Linked DNA regions of Homo sapiens: region 2 is linked to region 1. The links are chromatin contacts, found by Hi-C in ENCODE. All regions are on one chromosome and are shown on one strand. The core of a region is the stretch at or near the end of the contact, and the rest is flanking DNA. Distances in the headings are between cores, read along the strand shown.

What was found. Hi-C counts contacts between places; a loop is a spot of excess contacts on that map. Pooled maps may share reads with other maps.
Region 2: a loop to region 1 is called in a map of vagina, with 4 times the contacts of the local background. The contact joins two enhancer-like sites. A Hi-C loop is called at or near these places in 2 of 168 maps with a recorded cell type or tissue (colonic mucosa and vagina) and 2 of 50 pooled maps.

Annotation. Positions count from the first base shown.
Region 1 is chr3:189,146,058-189,150,388 of GRCh38, reverse strand. It overlaps a transcript of TPRG1 not described here. Among named protein-coding and RNA genes, the nearest start is that of TPRG1, 24 kb to the left of the region's middle. Within about 2 kb of position 2,213, at least 4 of the 41 ENCODE cell types and tissues checked have a DNase peak (open chromatin) inside an H3K27ac peak, as active enhancers do.
Region 2 is chr3:187,953,352-187,957,682 of GRCh38, reverse strand. No RefSeq gene overlaps it. Among named protein-coding and RNA genes, the nearest start is that of LINC01991, 21 kb to the left of the region's middle. Within about 2 kb of position 2,529, at least 14 of the 41 ENCODE cell types and tissues checked have a DNase peak (open chromatin) inside an H3K27ac peak, as active enhancers do.

The DNA.
Region 1 (4,331 bases), core at 964-3,463:
CAACATGGTAAAACCCCGCCTCTACTAAAAATACAAAAATTTGCTCGGCGTGGTAGTGCACACCTATAATCCCAGCTACTCAGGAAGCTGAGGCTTGAGAATTGCTTGAACCCAGGAGGTGGAGGTTGCAGTGAGCCAAGATCGTGCCACTGCACTCCAGGTTGGGCGACAGAGTGAGACTCCGTCTCAAAAAAAGAAATCCCTACAAAGCCTGCAAGTTCACCAAGTCACTTCCACTTTACTCTCTTCATCAAAGGTAGTAAGCAGAACTGCATTTCCATTTGCTGTAATAAAACATAGAACAGCCCCAACTCATTAGTTATAAAGTGTGATATTCTGGGTTATTGTTTATCGAATTTGGCACTGGGTACATCAAAGGACACTGGTCAGTGTGCCCTCAGGAAAATAACAATTAACCTAAGTAAAGCAGGCAAGAGTCGATGCTAAAGTAGTTATTCAACCATGTGGAAAACACTGCGTACATAATCATGTACTGGGAAAAGTCATGCAATGAAAGTTAACATCTTTTTTTTTAAAGGCCTCCAAGAAAAGATGGGGGCTCTGGTTGGAAAGATGTGGCAGATGTCAGCTACCAGATGGCAAGAAGGAGGCAGTTCCGGACACAGGCTCGAAACAGAGAAGTTAGTGTGGGAAAGTGAGAGCAAACTGACCCCACCATGCAGAGAGAGTGGGCAAGGCGTGAGTAAAGACAAGGAACAAGAGAAAGAATGAGAGGAAATGCTGTTTGGTGGGTGGAATTTGTGTTTTGCCTCTAGAAGTGTTGTTCTGAAGAGGGCAGAAGATAACCACGTTGGCTGAAACAAAACAGTCTTTGCCCATCAGGGGACCAGTCACTCTTCATCAGTTCTTAACATCTCTCCTCTGGTGGCAAATGCCATCTAGAAGCTCCATGTCTTCACAGAACAGAAAGTCCTAGAGATCTTGATAACTCAGCCACTCATCAGAAAGCTCTTGAATGCTTTCTCAGAGTGCTGTTCTTGGAATGAAAGCAACAACTTTCGTGCCCTGAGTAAGATCAAACAACTTCTCATAACTCCATCATAGATTATCTGTGCTGCACATATGCTGTAGATACTTAACATGAATTAATACATTAGACAGCATACAGTGATGCTTAACAGACACTGCAGAGATGGCTGCTTTCTATCCACCTCCCTACACGTGTCCGTTAGCAATATAAAGCTAGGGGCCAGGGACCAGGTCATATAGATTGTTTGGGAACGTTAATTTATTAATAAGATAGAGATTACCATAAATGGAATCTTGAGAACAGCGCTGAGATAGAAAAAGATCTAGAACCTACTTTATGGATACCTATGACATAGGAGGGATAGGACGAAGCTGGTGCTAACACCAGAGCAGAGATAGTCACATTAGGTCAAGCAATCGCCCACAGCAGCAGTGTCAAGCAAGAGTCTGCTGAGCCTTAGGCATTACCCAAAGGCATCCGCATGTTCCAGGAACGGGAGAAATGGGATGGTGGAAGTTCTTCGGGCTCTGAATCCCCACTTCTGCTTTGACCAGAAGAACTATGGTTTTATCCATTTCACATAGTGGGTTTCCACAGGTGATTTCAAGTAATGAGAGAGTTCCAAATGTTTGAAAAGCGTGTGTACCGACACTTGTTTTTCATATTGCTTTACCACCCAAATCTGAATCCTTTATATTCTGGCTGTATAATCTAGAGCCGATTCATTGCCTGGGTCAGGCAGTCAAGGCCTCTCATGGTCTGGCTTAAACTTTTCCCAGCCTTTTTTCTATAGCTTCTTGCCATGCTCCTTACTTACCAGCCAGGCTGAACTAACAACTCACACCATGCAATGACCCATGATGTGCCCCTTGTTTAAAATAAACTTTCTCCTCCTTTTTGCCACAGTGCGAGGCATGCTTCCAGACTCAGCTCAAAGGTGGCTTTCCCTAAACTCCCAGAGAGAGGTCCTCTGCTTTGATAACACTCGGCACCTTTTCTTAAAATAGTACTTATTCAGTTGTAACCACGTGTTGGGCATGTCCGTTTCTTCCATTAGACTGTGAGCCCTTTGCAGCCAGGAACTGTGTTTTATACGTTGCTGTTTTGCTGAAGACTAGGAGTTGCCTGGCCCCTTCTAAGTTTAGAGTAAACTTTAAACTTTCCCATTAAAACGACAGTGACCAGTAGTGCCCACCAGATGGCAGTGTGTGGACATTTTTGCTTACCAATCAGGAGGGAGCAGAAAGGTTTTATAGCAACTTGCCTTTCATCTTTGTCCTTGCAGACAAACAAATCCTACAAACACCAAGACTTTTGACTGGGCAGAATTCACATCTGTGAATCAGAACCTTAGGCAGCCTTGTATTCCCTATATGCTGCTACTTTTTGAAAACACTCCTCTCGAAGATTGAGAAAGGATTATGCTGTTTGTGTTCCAAGACAGAGAAACTTAGGTTTGAATTTTATCTTCACAAGTGCAAGGTGACCATCTTTTCAGCACTTGGGAAGAACGACCACCCACATCCACTGACTGCTGGCGTCTGCTGAAGTTCCTTAACCTCCTGCCCACCCCCATCTGCCAGACTCAAGCAACAAGCAAAAGTCAGCCACGCATTCCATGCTTGCTTTTAAAATCACTATCTCCCCTGGGTTCCACTGGACAGCACTGTGCTTTTCAGGCCGGAGACCTACAGGTCACTTTTCCCTCTCTTCCAGGATAGAACTTAGAGGTACGCCCTAGCCTCCTTACCTGTGGGCCTGGGATGGTCTCTGGAACTTCTTAGAAGCAAAGGGGCTTCCAAATGGAAGACATCCTAGTCGAAAGGAAAAACAAAAAGAAACATCCCAGTGGGTCTCCCAGACGATACAAAACATTCAAAGGCAAGAAGAGTCTCAATTTCCACTTCTTTTCTGCCTCCGACATGGCTATTTTGTAATTTCCTCTGCTCTCTAACCAAGTGTTGCGTCTGCTGGTGTAGTAGTGCTACAGGTAGAGAGCAGGGAGGGGTGGCTGCCATATCCACCTGCATCCACAATGCTCCAGGTCCTCTAAACTCATCCTACCCCTATGGATTTTCTCTTTCTCCACTGCTAGAGCAGAGGTTATATTAGAATGTGAGGCCGAAAGATTCTGGAGAGCTCAGCTTCTTTTAACTAAGCAAGTCTCTTTTAATTCACAGGGAATCTCAAGGGTCTACCCTGGAGATGGGATCACTGGATAACTCTTCCCTCCTCTTCCTTCTGTAGATAGTGTAGTGGTTAAGACTCAGGCTCTGGAGTCAAACAGACCGGGGTTCAAATCCCAGCTGTGTCACTCCCTGAATCTATGACCTTGGATGAGTTACTTAGCCTCTCCAAATCTTAAATTCTTTATCAATAAATGGAGAAAATACATGTGGACCCCAGAGGGGACGCTGTGCAGATTAAATGATAAGGCAGGAAAAGTGTTTAGTGCAGTACCTGTGTCCATATACTAAATAATAGCATTAGCATTTGCAGAAGTACTGTGGAAAAGGCACAACTCTCTAGAAATGATTCTTGGTGTTACATTCAGCCCAGCTTTGGAAACCTCTAAGAACCAAACACCTCTTCCTAAATCATGCCAAAACTCATCTTTTAAATGAGATGCATATTGCTTTCATTTAATTACTTTTTTATTTATTAGCATTTATTTAGTATGTAAACTGTGGATAGCTCAGGGTAAGCAGTGAAGATACAAGAATATATAAAACATGGTCTCTGCCCTCAAGGAACTTGTAGTGTGTTGAGGAGATGCATCCACAGCAATTATAATATGGGGGATCAGTGCTCTAACATGGGTATGTACAAGATACAACAGACAGAGTGGGAAGGCGTCTTGAGTCCCTGACACTCTGTACAGGGCATTGCAGGTCCTTGCCTTCCTGGAAAAGTCTACTCCCAACAACATTTGTTTTTTTGAGAATCCATTATGATGTCTCATACGTCTAACCTTGACACTGGCTACTCTCTTTAAATGGAATATCTGCCTGGAAAATTCCTAGTAATTGTCTAAGTCTTCCTCAGATCCCTCAGAGAGACTTACGGGCGCCTTCTCTTCCTAACTGTGACCTAACTGAAGGTGGAGGTCACATCTTTATCCTTTGGCCACCAGCATTTAACTCACTGCCCAACATGAAACTGATCTTTAGTCACGGCAATGCATAAACAAAGCTTTAATACATTCATCATGCAACCAACACTGCCTGGTTTTTCAGTACAGGGAAAACCAGCTGATGTGATGAAGGGTCTCCTGTTCCACAAGCCACACAGATCAATGATAGTAAAGCTCTGACTATTACAGAAAAAGGTTTTAATATTA
Region 2 (4,331 bases), core at 1,280-3,779, 1.2 Mb after region 1:
TTGTGAAGAACTACAGAAATGTGTTCTCATTAAAAAAAAAAAGAAAAAAAAAGATTTTATTTTGAAACTGGTTCCTGAAATGGGAAACCAAAAGGTTAGTGATGGCTGTGCTGGCCGTTTTTAGCCTCCCTCCACCAGTTTAACCATCCCTAATAATAGTCCAAGAATCACAAGACATTTCCAGCACCAGAAGGTCATCAGTCAACAGCATAGGTGCAAAAGGGAGCGTTTGCTCTTCTACAGATCCCAATGGTCTCATGTATTTTAACAGATGAAATGCTCTGAAGGTGGGGTTGGGGGCGGCCTGGCCTTTGGAAATTAGTCACCACTCACATAGTTCTTGCATTTACACTTACAAAGCACTTTCACAGCTATTATCCAGTGAGATGGGCTGGGCAGAGAAAATTACCCACATTTTCCAGAAATCTGAGACTCCAAGTGAAATGGCTCAAGGTCATCGCTGTTAAACCCAAAGCACTGGGTGTGTTCTTTCCGGGGCCTTGAAGAACCACAGATGGGAATCAGTTACCTTTGCTCTAAACTTGAGCCATCCCTCTAGATGTCTTCCTTTTTCTTCCCACCCTTCCTCCTCCTTCTATGATAAAGTAGGGTACAATTAGTATTTTGATGATGAAATAGAAATTTTATACCTTTGATCCAATATTTTTTTCTTCTGTTTCTCTTATTTGTCTAACCATGAGAAGGCAAGCCCTACCCTAAACTATTTTTGAACCTGATATTTAGTAAATAACCACCAGCAGATGCATGTGAGTTGAGGTGGGAGACCCTTTTCTGAGCTGAGGTGGGAGATGACAGGTAAAGGCTAGCCTTAACTTCTGCCTGATGCACATTTGCTCTCTAGGCCTAGAGAGTATTATGGTTTACACAAGCTATGGAATTTAAGAAGAGAGAGCTCACTGTGTGCTGGGAGCATCCAGAGATATTCTAGCAATGGGTGCCATTATTGAAGAAGCACCTTGAAGATGGATCTGTGGGGTGGTGTGGGGAAGCAACATGATAAGGTCCAGGCCAAGTGTAGTGGCTCATGCCTGTAATCCCAGCACTTTGAGAGGCCGAGGCAGGTGGATCACGAGGTCAAGAGTTTGAGACCAGCCTGGCCAATATGGTGAAACCCCATCTCTACTAAAAATACAAAAATTAGCTGGGCGTGGTGGTGCGTGCCTCAGTCCCAGCTACTTGGGAGGCTGAGGCAGAAGAATCGCTTGAACCCGGGAGGTGGAGGTTGCAGTGAGCCGAGATCATGCCACTGCACTCCAACCTGAGTGACAGAGCGAGACTCCATCTCAAAAAACAAAAAGCAAAAAACAAACAAACAAAAAAGTTAAGGTCCAGAGGTTTAAAAAGTGCATTAGACATTGTGGGAAATTCACATAGCTTCACCATGCTGACATGGTGGAAATAATGTTAGGGAGATATTATGGAGTCATACTGTGGAGGGCCTTAAAAGACAAGCAGAGTCATTGGAATTTTATCCTATGGGCATTTAGGAGTTGCTGAAAGTTTGTGAATGGGAGAGCAGGCGAAGAAGAATGGTATTCTAGAAAACTCTTTTTAGCTGGGTATGCAAGATGGAAAATAACGGGAGTAGCTGGCAGAAGAAAGATTATAAGGAACACTGAACGTGGAGTCAAGAGGCTGACTATAATTTCTAACCTTGATTAGGTTAGTCCCAGATATAAGCATAAACATATATGATTATCTCCTCTCTAATATGCAAACCTGTGTGGCCTACCCTTCAGGAGGTCCTGAACATCCCCTGAATTGAGGGAGGTTAGAGTGCTTTGTAAACTCTGAAACTACAGAACAAACATGGGAGATAGTGATGCAGCCTGGCAGATGCATTGAAAACATGGGCAGGTTGGTGCCTTGGGGATGGGTGGTTGGAGGGAAGGTTGAGTGAATGCCAGCTCTCCATTTAGGAAGTATCTTTCCTCTGGAGGAGTATCCCCTTTCCTTCCTGGAAACTTCTGTGTCACCTGGCACAGACTGGGGGCTAGTGGAAGATGGAGGCATGTCAAGCTGGTAGTCAAGAGTCAAAGACAAGAAATCCCTGAGGTCTCTAGTAACTTCCTCAAGGGGAATAAAAAAAAAAAAATGACAAAGCTAGCCCTTTAACCCCAAGCTTGAAATCAAAATAAACAGTTGGGTTACTGTTTTGCAGAGTTGCTGAGTAATTGTAAAGGGCAAAGAAGAGTCAGTTTTCACAAGAAGATTGCTCAATGGAAAGGTTTTGCCAGTGGAGGTGTCTGGGAAGGTACAAGCAGAAGCCGGCTTAGTTATTGTAAGGAGCTGCTCATTGGAAGACAAGCCTTGGCCTCATGGAGAAAAAGGGTTAACATGAAACAGTGGGAAGCAAACTGCTGAACTGGGACTAGGTTAGGAGGGTTAAGAGAGAAGCATCTGGGCTTTCAGCCACCCTTGGGCTTCTAGTGGAAGCATTTCACAATCTCCTTTCTTCACGGGTTATGTCCTTAAATTGAACAGCCAGTGGGGGCATCTTGGGGTAGTGGAAAGTGTGTTGCAGGCCTGGCTTCAGCACTGCCTGGTGGTGTGACCCTTCCTCTCTGGGCCAGGGTTAGACTAGATGGGATGATCCCTGGGGCTCCTTTCAGATCTAGACCCCTAGGAGGTGTGGGGCAGGCGCAGCCTGTTTTATCAGATTTAAATTCAGAAAGGACAGCTACTGTAAATGACCAGGCTTTAGTGCTGGCAGTGACAGCTACATAAGGAATTTCAAATAAGGTCATCTTAAAGCAAAAGCAACTGCGTGCTTGCTGACCAAGGCTTGTGGATCAGATGAATCAGAAAGCTGGGACCCTTCTGAGTTCATGCTTACCAATCTGTGGGGTTCAGTGTAACTAGATGATACTTTCCCTAATCAACATCATGTATGGGGCAGCAAGTTCCCTTTGAACTTTAGAGAACATAAGCCACAGATGATTTCCCTCCCACTTCCATTTTCCCTTCTCAAGTCTTAGAAAATAAGATCTCTTCCCTTCCCCTTTCCCCCATTTCCCAAGCAGGTTCTCAGTGATAAATGTGCCACTTTCTCTCTTGCACTCACTTGCCCTTGTCCTTTCTGGTGAAAAGAACTTTACCGGTCCAGGCTTTGGGAAGTAGGGTGTCGGGGCATGAAGACAAAGTTCACAAAGCTCGACCAGCTGGTTCCTCTGGTGGCCCAGACTGGGCTGGGTTGTGTTGTGTGTCCACACAGGCAGAGAGGTACCACAGTGAGGTACTCTTTTATTTCTGAAGGGAAACCCTATTCTTCCAGAACAGTTCACAATCACCATTGACATTTTCTGGCCCTGCCTGCAGAATCCAGAGAAACATCCACATGAAATAAAGCTTTACCAAGTGCCAGGATTCAGTTTTAGATGAGGCAAATGACCCACAGGCAGATAAAGAAGGAGACAGGATAAGTGGAGAAGTCACTGTGATACCCTGTAGCATATGGGGATGGCCCTACAAGTATAGGGTGACTTCAAAAGAAGGAGGAATCACACTCAGATTGAAGATCAGAGAAGGCTTCATGGAAGAGATGACATGAGCTAGACCAATTATCAATGACAATTATCAATGTCATTATTATTTTGATGATTATGATTAAAGCTAACTTTTGTTGTTCTCTCACTATGTTTGAGGTACTGTGCTATGCCCTTGTATATTATCTCAGTTCCTCTTCATGGAAATCCTCCCCTGTTAGATAGCATCATTTTGTAGATGAGGAAATTGAGGCTCAGAGGTGATAAATTGCTTTTCCAAGGCCACCCAGAGAGTAAATGATTAGAGCCTGTGATTTCCATAGAGGTATGGATGTGAGATATTCTTAGTGGAGGGTAAGAATGACTGATTAGAGTGGGTACATCATAATTTTGATTGGGTAGGGAATCTGTGGGAGTTAAAGCCAGTGGGACTTGAAGACCAGTGAGAAGTTCAACTTTGTCTGCAGACTGCAAGGAGCCTGGCAGCTTTTGAGGAGGACAGTGACATAATGAGAAGATGGCTTTTGAGATGCTAATTTAGCCTGGAGTGCAAATGGACTCCAGGGAGGACTGACGGCGAGGGGATGGACTCAGAACTGGAGTCCAATCTTCTGAGAGGTGATGAGGGGTTGAGCTAATGGTGCCAGGCAGGAAGGAGAGTTAGAGAAGCAACCTTAGTCTGAGCAGTTGTCCGTCCATGCCCTTGCTTCCAGCACCAAAGGCACAGCAAGTAGAAAAGAAAGTAAATAAAGACAGTCTGCATGCTGGTGAGGTTCCACAGGTTTCTCGGGAGCTTGCCTGTCACTCATGTCTGATGTCAGGTGC